2 separate regions of the Homo sapiens genome follow, and region 1 is linked to region 2. Evidence: read pairs that join two places in POLR2A ChIA-PET (ENCODE). Cell type or tissue: IMR-90. All regions are shown on one strand.

The links. Peaks named below come from ENCODE experiments on the same cell type or tissue, not always from the same donor. Only the 100,000 strongest peaks of a DNase experiment are listed, where the experiment ranks them.
Region 1: POLR2A ChIA-PET joins it to region 2 with 6 read pairs; 2 of 35 experiments call an interaction of 5 or more read pairs at or near these places.

Annotation. Positions count from the first base shown.
Region 1 is chr1:66,551,106-66,556,105 of GRCh38, forward strand. The region is part of intron 1 of SGIP1 (SH3GL interacting endocytic adaptor 1); the gene reads left to right. Among named protein-coding and RNA genes, the nearest start is that of SGIP1, 19 kb to the left of the region's middle. In IMR-90, no CTCF peak of the experiment used is centred here; a DNase peak (open chromatin) is centred at 2,956; H3K27ac peaks cover 2,302 bases.
Region 2 is chr1:66,461,977-66,466,976 of GRCh38, forward strand. No RefSeq gene overlaps it. Among named protein-coding and RNA genes, the nearest start is that of SGIP1, 70 kb to the right of the region's middle. In IMR-90, no CTCF peak of the experiment used is centred here; DNase peaks (open chromatin) are centred at 3,025 and 4,915; H3K27ac peaks cover 1,795 bases.

The DNA.
Region 1 (5,000 bases), 89 kb after region 2:
ATGGTACATCAGCAAATGATGAAGAGGTAATGAAACTATTATTAAGGATGCCTTTGTTCTGGTTATTTTAAATCAGATTGGTTTGTAGTTTCTCATATTTTACTTTGTAGTTTTCTGTGGCATTGTATGATAAAGCAAACTTTAATGAATGATGTTGGATGTTTCAGAGAAATTTGCAATGCCATTTTCAGCACTTAAAGCAATTCTCCTATGTTAGAATGTGATATCTATTTCCACCTTTTGCTTAACAATCTATTGGGCGCATCTCCTACTTTCAGTTGTAATAAAATTTAAATTTTTTAGCATTTCAAAGGCAATTCAATCATCAGTTGACTTCTGTTTAATATGAAAAATATAGTCATTCTGACTTTGTGGTTTGGAAAAGGTTGTAGTTCCCAACTTTATATTAATACTTTCATTGTAGTTAAGGCTTAACACTTCTTTTGATTTTAATATTCTTAACAGATGCTCAACTCTCAATAACTATAATAAGATATACATTTAAGAAATATGTAAAAACATGCCAATCCTCTCCAAGTTTATTTATAGACCTGAAATTGAGTATTTATGCTGTTTACTCTGCAGCAAATACAAATACTGCCCTTAGGTGTTGCCTTTTTACTTGCAGGTTGTGTTTCTTGTTATCATCATAAATTCTTTAGTCAGAGCATGAAAAACAATTGCATAGATGAACGCCATATATAAGGCACCTGCCTCCAACGTGTGCAGAAGTCCAAGATTGTAGATTCTGAGATAAAATTAACTCATAGAAGATGACCCAAGGTTGGTAGTAATGATATTCATTATTAATTATTCTGCACAACTTATCAGTGTACCAGGCTCTGAGTGAGGGGTTGTATAAATGGTGGATCACCTATCTCTCACCATACCTCTATGAGGAGTAGTCTTAATCCCATTTGATAGATGAAGAAACTGAGGCTCAAGATCCCATGCACGGCTAGGGAGTAGCAGAGCAGGATGGGACCACCGGGTCCTAGCTGGTGTGATCTCTGAACCACTGTGTTTACCACCAGGCATCATGATGGGCTTGTTAAGAAAGCTGAGTTGGAGAGGTTCTTGTCCCTTGTCATGAGCGGAGACTTTATGCGGAGCTGCTTGATCACTTCTCATCAACTCCTCTGAGTTCTTGGACATGCCCACTTTGTTGGCTATTGGCTATGTATCTGAAAGAGTCTTTACAGACTTCAGAAAATTCATTTAACAACACAATTTCTGGGGCTATGCTACCCTTGATGCTTCCACCTCACCTTTCTTTTCTGCACTGTGTGCTCATTTGCGCCATCACACTGCTCCCCCTTTTCTTCTGCTCTCTTACCTGGTTGGCATAGTGCTGCTGCTGCTTCCTGTGTTACTCCTGTTCTGTGGTCTCTGCCTTTGTTCTTCCCTCACACAGGCAAGTTTATATAGCAGCAAAGCATTGATAAGACAGCAGCCTTTTGAGCTAGGCTGCTTGACTTTACACCTTAACCCAATTTCACTTACTACTCCACTATTTTGGCTAATTTACTTCTCTTCTCTGTGCCTCTACTTTCTGTTTTCTCAGCTTTGAAATCAATACCTGTCTCATGAAGTTATTTTGAGGAATAAATAAGTTAACATATATAAAGTACATAGCTTAGTGGTTGCCACATAATAATTGCTCGCCTAATTAATCTTCTTTTTTTTGTTTACATTTCCATGATAAGAGGTAATTTACATCAGGAAATCCCATTATTTGGGTGAGAGAGAAAACGACTTCAACCACTATAAGGAAAACGCTTCCTTCAGGAAGAAAAAGCAGATAAGTTTTCCCTTTAAGGTGCTTCTCATTCCCTAATTTTCAAGCTCCCCTTGGCCACAGCAGTGAGTTGGCTGACTGCCACTGGGACCTCAGAGACCAACACATCAGCCAAGTTTTGTTTTTCTCTTAACTCTTGCACTTCCCATCTCCCCAACTCCCAGCTGCCCTTATTCACAATGCTGGGACGACAGCTCCATGTTTGGGTCACGGTTGAACTGGGTCTTGCAGTCTTCAGCGGGTAGGCAGAAAGCTGGGGGAATGGTGGCTTCCTGTTCATTTGCACCACAACAGTCAGGCACTGGGGAATAGATGATAACTTTATATGCATGCGGGGAACAGAGACAGTAAAGAAGAATTCAGAATGACCCTCAAAGCCAGCTGCATACGAAACTTTTCATGAAGCATTTAATTTATGCTCACTGCCTCTTGTTATAGATGGCATTTTTTTTTTCATTTTAAAAATAAAGTCATCAAAAATGAGGCCAACGGCTGGACGTGGTAGTTCACACCTATAATCCCAGCACTTTGGGAGGCCAAGGTGGGTGGATCATTTGAGGTCAGAAGTTTGCGACCAACCTGGCCAACGTGGTGAAACCTCACTTCTACTAAAAATACAAAAATTAGCTGGGTGTGGTGGTGGGCACCTGTAATTCCAGCTACTCGGGAGGCTGAGGTAGGAGAATTGCTTGAACTTGGGAGGTGGAGGTTGCAGTGAGCCAAGATCATATCACTGCACTCCAGTCTGGGTGACAGAGCAAGACTCCAGTCAAAAAAAAAAAAAAAATGAGACCAAGGAAAGTGAAATAATTTGATTAAGAGCTACAGGATTTCAATACCTATGCTCTTCATCACCTCCTAGTGCTGCTCCCTTCACTTTGCTATGCATCCTTCTTCCTACACTAACCTCTCCTGGCCTCAGTGACTTCATCTGTAAAATGATAGGTTTGTCACAATGATGTTGGAGTTTCCTTCCACCTCTGACATTCTGGCACTCTTGGGTTGGCATCCAAGTTTAGAAACACTGTTGCCAGTGGTCACTTTCTGAGTGTCCAGCAGGATGTGTCTGGACAGGCCTCATTTATTCATTGCTGCTTGGTTTATGCGGCAGTCATCTGTGACTCTCTCACTGAATCACATTACAGCTTACATTATCCTGTCTCCTGTACCAACCAAACATACTTTGTTCCATTACCACTGAGCAAATCCTCTAAGGAATCTAACACAGCTCCAAGAATTTTCTTCTGGTATTTGCTTAATGTGTGTTTCCTTCACCCATGAGTCAATACAATTTCAGAACAAGATGCTCCACAAAGTCTAAATGAGGTTGGGGTCAAGTATAGACAGGAAGGAACACAACAACCATTGAGCTCTACTGAGTTAAAAATCTTTTTCTTTGCTTTTTACAATCTTTTGAGATTAGATGCTTTCTCCAAGGTTCAGACAGAATAAGGTCCTTAGCCAATGCAAATAATGCAATTTTGAGTCTGCCTATATGTTATCCATGCTACTGTAACCTTTCCCTTGGTATAACATGATGAGCATCCCTAATCCTAGAAAATCTGAAATCCAAAATGCCTTAAAATGTGAAAATTTTTGAGAGGTAACATGATGCCATAAGTGGAAAAGTCCACACCTAACCTCATATGATAGGCCACAGTCAAAATGCAATCAAAACTTTGTTTCATGGACAAAATTATTTAAAATAGTGCTTAGAATTACCTTCAGGCTATGTTTATAAGGTATGTATATAAAACATAAATGGATTTTGTGTTTAGACTTGGGTCTCATCCCCAAGATACCTCCTAAGGCATATGCAAATATTCAAAAATCTGAAAAAATTCAGAATCTAAGACACTTCTGGGTCCCAAGCATTTTGGATAAGGAATACTCAACCTGTAATAGAAAGAGTCACAAATTGGAAATATCGTTCCAACTTTGCTACCGATTTTTAACATATTGTTTTGATTAAGGCACTCATCTATACAATGCATCTATAAAAGTGATTATCTTTAAAGTGAGTAACCTTAGAGATGCTCTATCTGGAGCCAGGTTAATGCTTAAATCATCTCAACTGGTTAGGAGAACATTAAATCATCTTTCATTCTTCTTTCTCCTTTATCTCATAAGTTCAGTCACCAAGTACTATCAGTGCTCTATTCAGAATGCCTCTCCGTATTTTTCTTCCCCTGTTTCTGTCACCACCACTGTAAATCTGAACATTATGCTACTCCCGGAATCCTGAAATAGATTTCAAGTTGCACATATTCCCAGGCTCTACCCAACTTCCCTCCTAGTCCTTCATGTGTGCCCTCCTCATATACATAGTGCTCACTTCTTGCTCACATCTGAAACCTCCATTTTTCCTTCTCCATCACTTGTGTTATCAAGTTCTCTGGGTTTCAATAAACAGAACCTATCCAAAATATATTTTCTGTTCTCCCACATCCACCATCTTTATCTTATATCTGAACCTTTACCAGGGCTGTTTTCTGCAACTCTGTTCATTTAATTCTTCCAAATCTTTCATGGCCCAGCCCAAGTACAGAAAAGAGCCCTGTCCCTCTTGTTCATCAAGAGGGATGTATCCCAAGCACTAGTACAATCCCAGGCTCATAATAAAAGCTTAGTAAATATTGGTTGAATTAACAAATGACTCCTTTCCACAAAGGTTTCCCTGACTAATGCAGCCCAATTCATGTCAGAATTTTCTAAACCCCAATGGCATCGATTTAGCAGCTATATGGTCTTGTAGTTTCAGAGAATTGCTTTGTTTTCATCCATTTAAGGAAGACCAAAATCAATGAAACTATAAGAAGGTGTTGACCTGGATGAATCCTAGCTCTGGCCATATCTCTTACAGGGTAGAGGAGAAAAAAGCACTACCTATGTATCAGGCCCAGTTCCAAGTGCATTATCCATACTGTTCCCATTAAACTTACAACAGTATGAGGTAAGTGCTAAATTATCCCCAATTTATTGATGTGAAAACTGAGATTCAGAGAGGTTAAGTAACTTGCTTAAGTTAAGAAAGCTAGAACATGGTTAAGCCAGGATTTGAACCCCGCGATTCTGGCTACAGATGTGCAATCATTAGCATTATTCTATGTTACCTCTCACATCACTGCAAAACACAGGAAAATATTGAGTATCTCACCAGAGTAATGCCAAGACTAAAACAAACAAACAAACAAAAATAGCT
Region 2 (5,000 bases):
TTGAATGGACTTAATCAAAATGATGATAGTGATAGGGACAATGAAGTCCAGGCTGAGCTTTTCTTAGATGGAGATGAGGAACTTATTGGAAACTGGAGTAAAGGTCACTCTTGCTATGCTTTAGCAAAGAGACTGGTGGTATTTTGCCTGTGCCCTAGAGATCTGTAGAATTTTGAACTTGACAGAGATGATTTAGGGTAGCTGGTGGAAGAAATTTCTAAGCAGCCAAGCATTCAAGATGTGGCCTGGCTTTTTCTGAAAATGTAGTCATCTGTGTTCACAAAGAAATGGTCTGAAATTGGAATCTATGTTTAAAAGGACAGCAGAACATAAAAGTTTGGAAAATTTGCAGCCTGACCATGTGGTAGAAAAGAAAACCCCTTTTTCTGGGAGAAATTGAAACCCCATTGACTGCAGAAATTTGCGTGCATAAATAAAGAGAAACAGAATGCTAATAACCAAGACAATGGTGGTGTCTTGCCCTGACATGTCTCCAGGGCATTTCAGAGATCTTCATGGCAGCCCCTCCCATCACAGGCCTGCAAGCCTAAGATGAAAAAATGGTTTCCTGGGCAGGGCCCAGGGCCCCACTGGTCTGTTCAGACTTGGGACATAGCACCCTGCAACCGAACCACTCCATCTCCAGTAATGGCTTTAAAAGGGGTCAAGGTACAGCTCAGGCCATGGCTTCAAAGGGTGCAAGCCCCAAGCCTCAGTGGCTTGAGGTATTAGACCTATGGGTGTGCAGAAGACAAGAGCTGAGATTTGGGAACCTCCTCCTAGATTTCAGAGGATCTATGGAAATGACTGTGTATATGTGCATATTTTCTTTATCCAGCCTATTGTTGATGGGCATTTAGGTTGATTCCATATCTTTACTATCCTGAATAGTGTTGCAATGAACATAAGTGTGCATGTGTCTTTATAACAGAATGATTTATATTCTTTAAGGTATACACCCAGGAATGAGATTGCTGGGTTGAATGGTATTTCTGTCTTTTGGTTTTTGAGGAATTGTCACTCTGTCTTCCACAATGGCTGAACTAATGTACACTCCCACCAATAGTGTATAAGCATTCCTTTTTCTTTACAACCTCGCCAGCATCTGTTATTTTTTGACTTTTTAATAATAGCTATATTAGTTTGTTCTCACACTGCTCTGAAGAACTTCCTGAGACTGGGTAATTTATGAAGAAAAGAAGTTTAATTGACTCACAGTTCCATAGGCTTAACAGAAAGCATGACTGGGAGGCCTCAGGAAACTTACAATCATGGTGGAAGGTGAAGGGAGAGCAAGCACCTTCTTCACATGGTGGCAGGAGAGAGAGAGCAAAGGAAGAAGTGCCACACTCTTTTAAACCATCAGATCTCATGAGAACTCAATTACCATTGTGAGAACAGCAAAGATAACCTGCCTCCATGATCTAATCACCTCCCAACAGGCCCCTCCTCCAATTTGACATAAGATTTGGGCAGGGACACAAATCCAAACCATATCAATAGCCGTTCTGATTGGTGTTAGATGGTAACACCAGAAAAGTGTCTGTTCATGTGCTTTGCCCACTTTTTAATGGGGTGGTTTGTTTTTTTCTTGTAAATTTGTTTAAGTTCCTTATAGATGTTGGATATCAGAGCTTTGCTGGATGCAGAGTTTGCAAAATTTTTCTCCCATTCTATAGATAATCTGTTTACTCTGTTCATAGTTTCTTTTCAACTCTGTTTACTCTAGTCACTGTTTTATCTCCAGCACCTGGAACAGTGCCTGACACATAATGGTCACCCAATAAATATTTATCCTATGAATAAATGAATGTATAAGAAAGTCCCTCTGTTTTTCTAGGTATAACAAATTTCATCTCAGGCTGATAAACAGGTAATATAAATTACATTTCTTAAGTGAAATTCATGTTGTTTTGCAAACTGCATGTTGAATCCATTATTCATTTTGGATATATCTCTTCTAAAAAGAAGCAAATAAGGACAATTAAATTTAGAAAATTGGTTTTCGAGTAAAACATAAGAAGCATAAGGAGAGATCAGTCACCCAACAGGTATATCTGAATGCCTTCCATTTGTCTAGCTCTATGATATGCACTATGGGGAGCAGGCACACAAAAGTACTGGAATGAGTCTCAGCAAATAGCTACAAGAGAGTTAGGCAGAAGTTGATAGAGAAAAAATCAAAAGAAAAATAAACGCTAGATCTGCACATACCTGTGCCTCATTGAAAACATTTTTTAAAGATTTAGACAAAGAAGAAGTTAAAGTAGCTGAGACCCATGATAAGAGGGTCCAACCCACAAGGATTTATTGATCATTTTGGTTGACCTAAGAATGTCCAAGCAACATTCATCTACAAGCCTTAATTACTGTTTCATTTTTTTATTTTCTGGCTACCCTACCTCTTGAAATATAAAATATTCTCTAACAATAAGTTCTTTCTAAATTGTTTTTTATGGTGAAAAAAAAAAGCTGGGAAAAAGTCACTTTCTATGCTGCCACCTTACCCTATTGTCATGGTCAGACTATGTTGCCTTGGTAACAACATCAGATAAAATATGCTGCTTTACCCACCTGTGATGTCATAGCAGATGGCATTATCTTGGCAGCAGAATAAAATAGCCTCTCTCTGAACTTGCTATTTGGACTGTCTCAGAAACCTCATTCATAGAAGAATATCACACAATGTCTATTTCAAATGTGGTACCATTTCAGGCCCTAAATTTCTCCAGAGCACATCTCTCTCCCTTCATGCCAATCAACACAGGACTGGAATATAGCCGGTTGGGAGGAACAGGGGTCCCTGGGTTCCTGTAGTTGATATATTTGTTGCTTACACAGTGTCCATTCTCTCTATACTTCCTTCTTTCTAATTCTGTTTAGAGATTCAGCCCTCTTGCAGTCATATTTGTGACTCAGAAAAACTGAAGGCATATGCACTCTGGAAACAGATCATAACTAAGCCAATCACGGAAACCTCATCCGCTTATGAGTGATTTGTTCAGACACCCAGTTTTAAGCTAGTCAGTGCACAGGCATTTCCCTGGTGACTGTACTGGTCCAGAGTTGAGCACATGACCAGTTTGGCTCAATCAGATTGCAAAGAACTTCCATTCCATGGTTAGAGGAAAGAATCTCTTTCACCAGGTCAACAAGAACAAGGAATAATCTTGCCACAGTTACAGTAACCAGCCATGTTGAAAGCATGAAGGATGCCAGCCTGAGGCCAAAGCTGGCACCTGGTGACAGGACAGAGCAGAGAAAATGGCAGAGGAATGGAATCAGAGCTCTTGATTGTGCCTTGCTTGTAGACTGCTCCACCACTGGACTTCCTGATATGTGATAAAATGAATTCTGTTATTGTTTAACATAGTTTAGACTCAAGGTTTCCTGTTTCTTATAACCGAGGGCATCTTTACTGATATGGCTCAAGTACCCAATAACAAACATGGATCTTGGACAAATCGCTTCATGTCTTCATATCTCAGCTCTCATATTGAACAATGAAGGGATTTGATTGAAAACCTCTAAATTGTCCTTCTGGTATTCTAAACTTCCAAGTCTAAAATGCAAAGCATAGTTCTAGGCACCATGAAGTTTTTAAAAGTGTAAGAACCCAAGTGACCAGTTGAGGCCCAAAGCTTGGGAGAAAACGCATTATAAAGCATATCCCATTTTATGAACAATGGACCTCTAGAAGTTTACCTGAAAAGCTTAGTGAGAAGTGCCAAAATGATCTAATCTCTAGTCAATATAAGAAGAATCAAGATGGGAGAAAGGTAGAGGGGAATCTTTTGGAAAGTACAGAGTTCACAAAGAGAGGCTATTTTCTTCTTCACTATCACCTGTGCAGGAGGTGTGGCTGATTGCTTCCCTTCCTCCTAACAAGTGGGGCTCCAGTAGAAACTCTTACAAAGATTGGGCATGCCTGCAACAAGGGGAAACTTGAATTGGTTCCCTGCTCAGAAATATTCTTGGCTAGTGGCTTATTAATCTGCCCCTTTACCATGCCAAACAGGAGGGAGAGAGAACTATAAAATAGCAGTACTGAAAAAAAGAGGTAGAGTCTTGGGTATACTTGAGATTCCTGTGGATGGCACCAAGAAAGGTATTTGGGCTTAACCTGAGGCATCTGCTGAATCAGGGAGCCAAAGCAGGAGGGAGCAACTTTTTGGGGACCCAGGGGATGGTTAAATTGAATACAAGCCAGATTTCCCAAATCATAGTATTGTGCAGAGGAGAGATGTCCTATAGCCTAGAGAGAGGATTTGAATGTCTGCTGTACCTAACACTAGGTATGTTCTATTGCAGATGCACAGTAAATATTTACAAAAGGAAGCTAGGAAAGAAATAAGTTAGCTGGTTAGTTCTTTCTCTATAGTACTTTGCATGGTCCCTGTGTAATTCTTTTAGAAAGATGAAGATAATAAATGCACTATGCCTAGGCTCCTACTACTCCTCTTCACCACACTGTAGCTTCTAAACACATTCTTTCTCCTCCCTCCTCATGCCTTTCTACTCCTTTATGCACACCTGGAACTCCTGATGTATCAAACCTGCTTGCTGCTCCAGCAGTACAACATGTCCTCTCACACGCACACCAGGGCCTGAGCCCTAAATGCTGAACCCCTGGTATGTCTGGAAAATCCCTCCTCCTCTATCGAAACGAGATCTTGAAGTATTCCCTAACCTTCCCATATAAGATTTCCAGGACACCCAGTGCATTTCTTTTCATTATTTGTTATTTACTCCCTGACTCATGTTTAGCTGAAGTCTCATATAATCCAAATTTGCTACTTTTCTTACCTTGAATTAGCACAATTTACTATTTTCTGTATTAGTTTCCAGAGAACATTTTTCCATTGCTCTCTTCCTAATTCTCTGTCGTGACAAAGTTCTTTGGAATTCAAGTTGCATTCTCCAGGGTGTTATCTACTTTTTTCATTCTGGAAAAATGTTGACAGAACTGCCCATACAGAAAAAACCACCATCATTCTCAG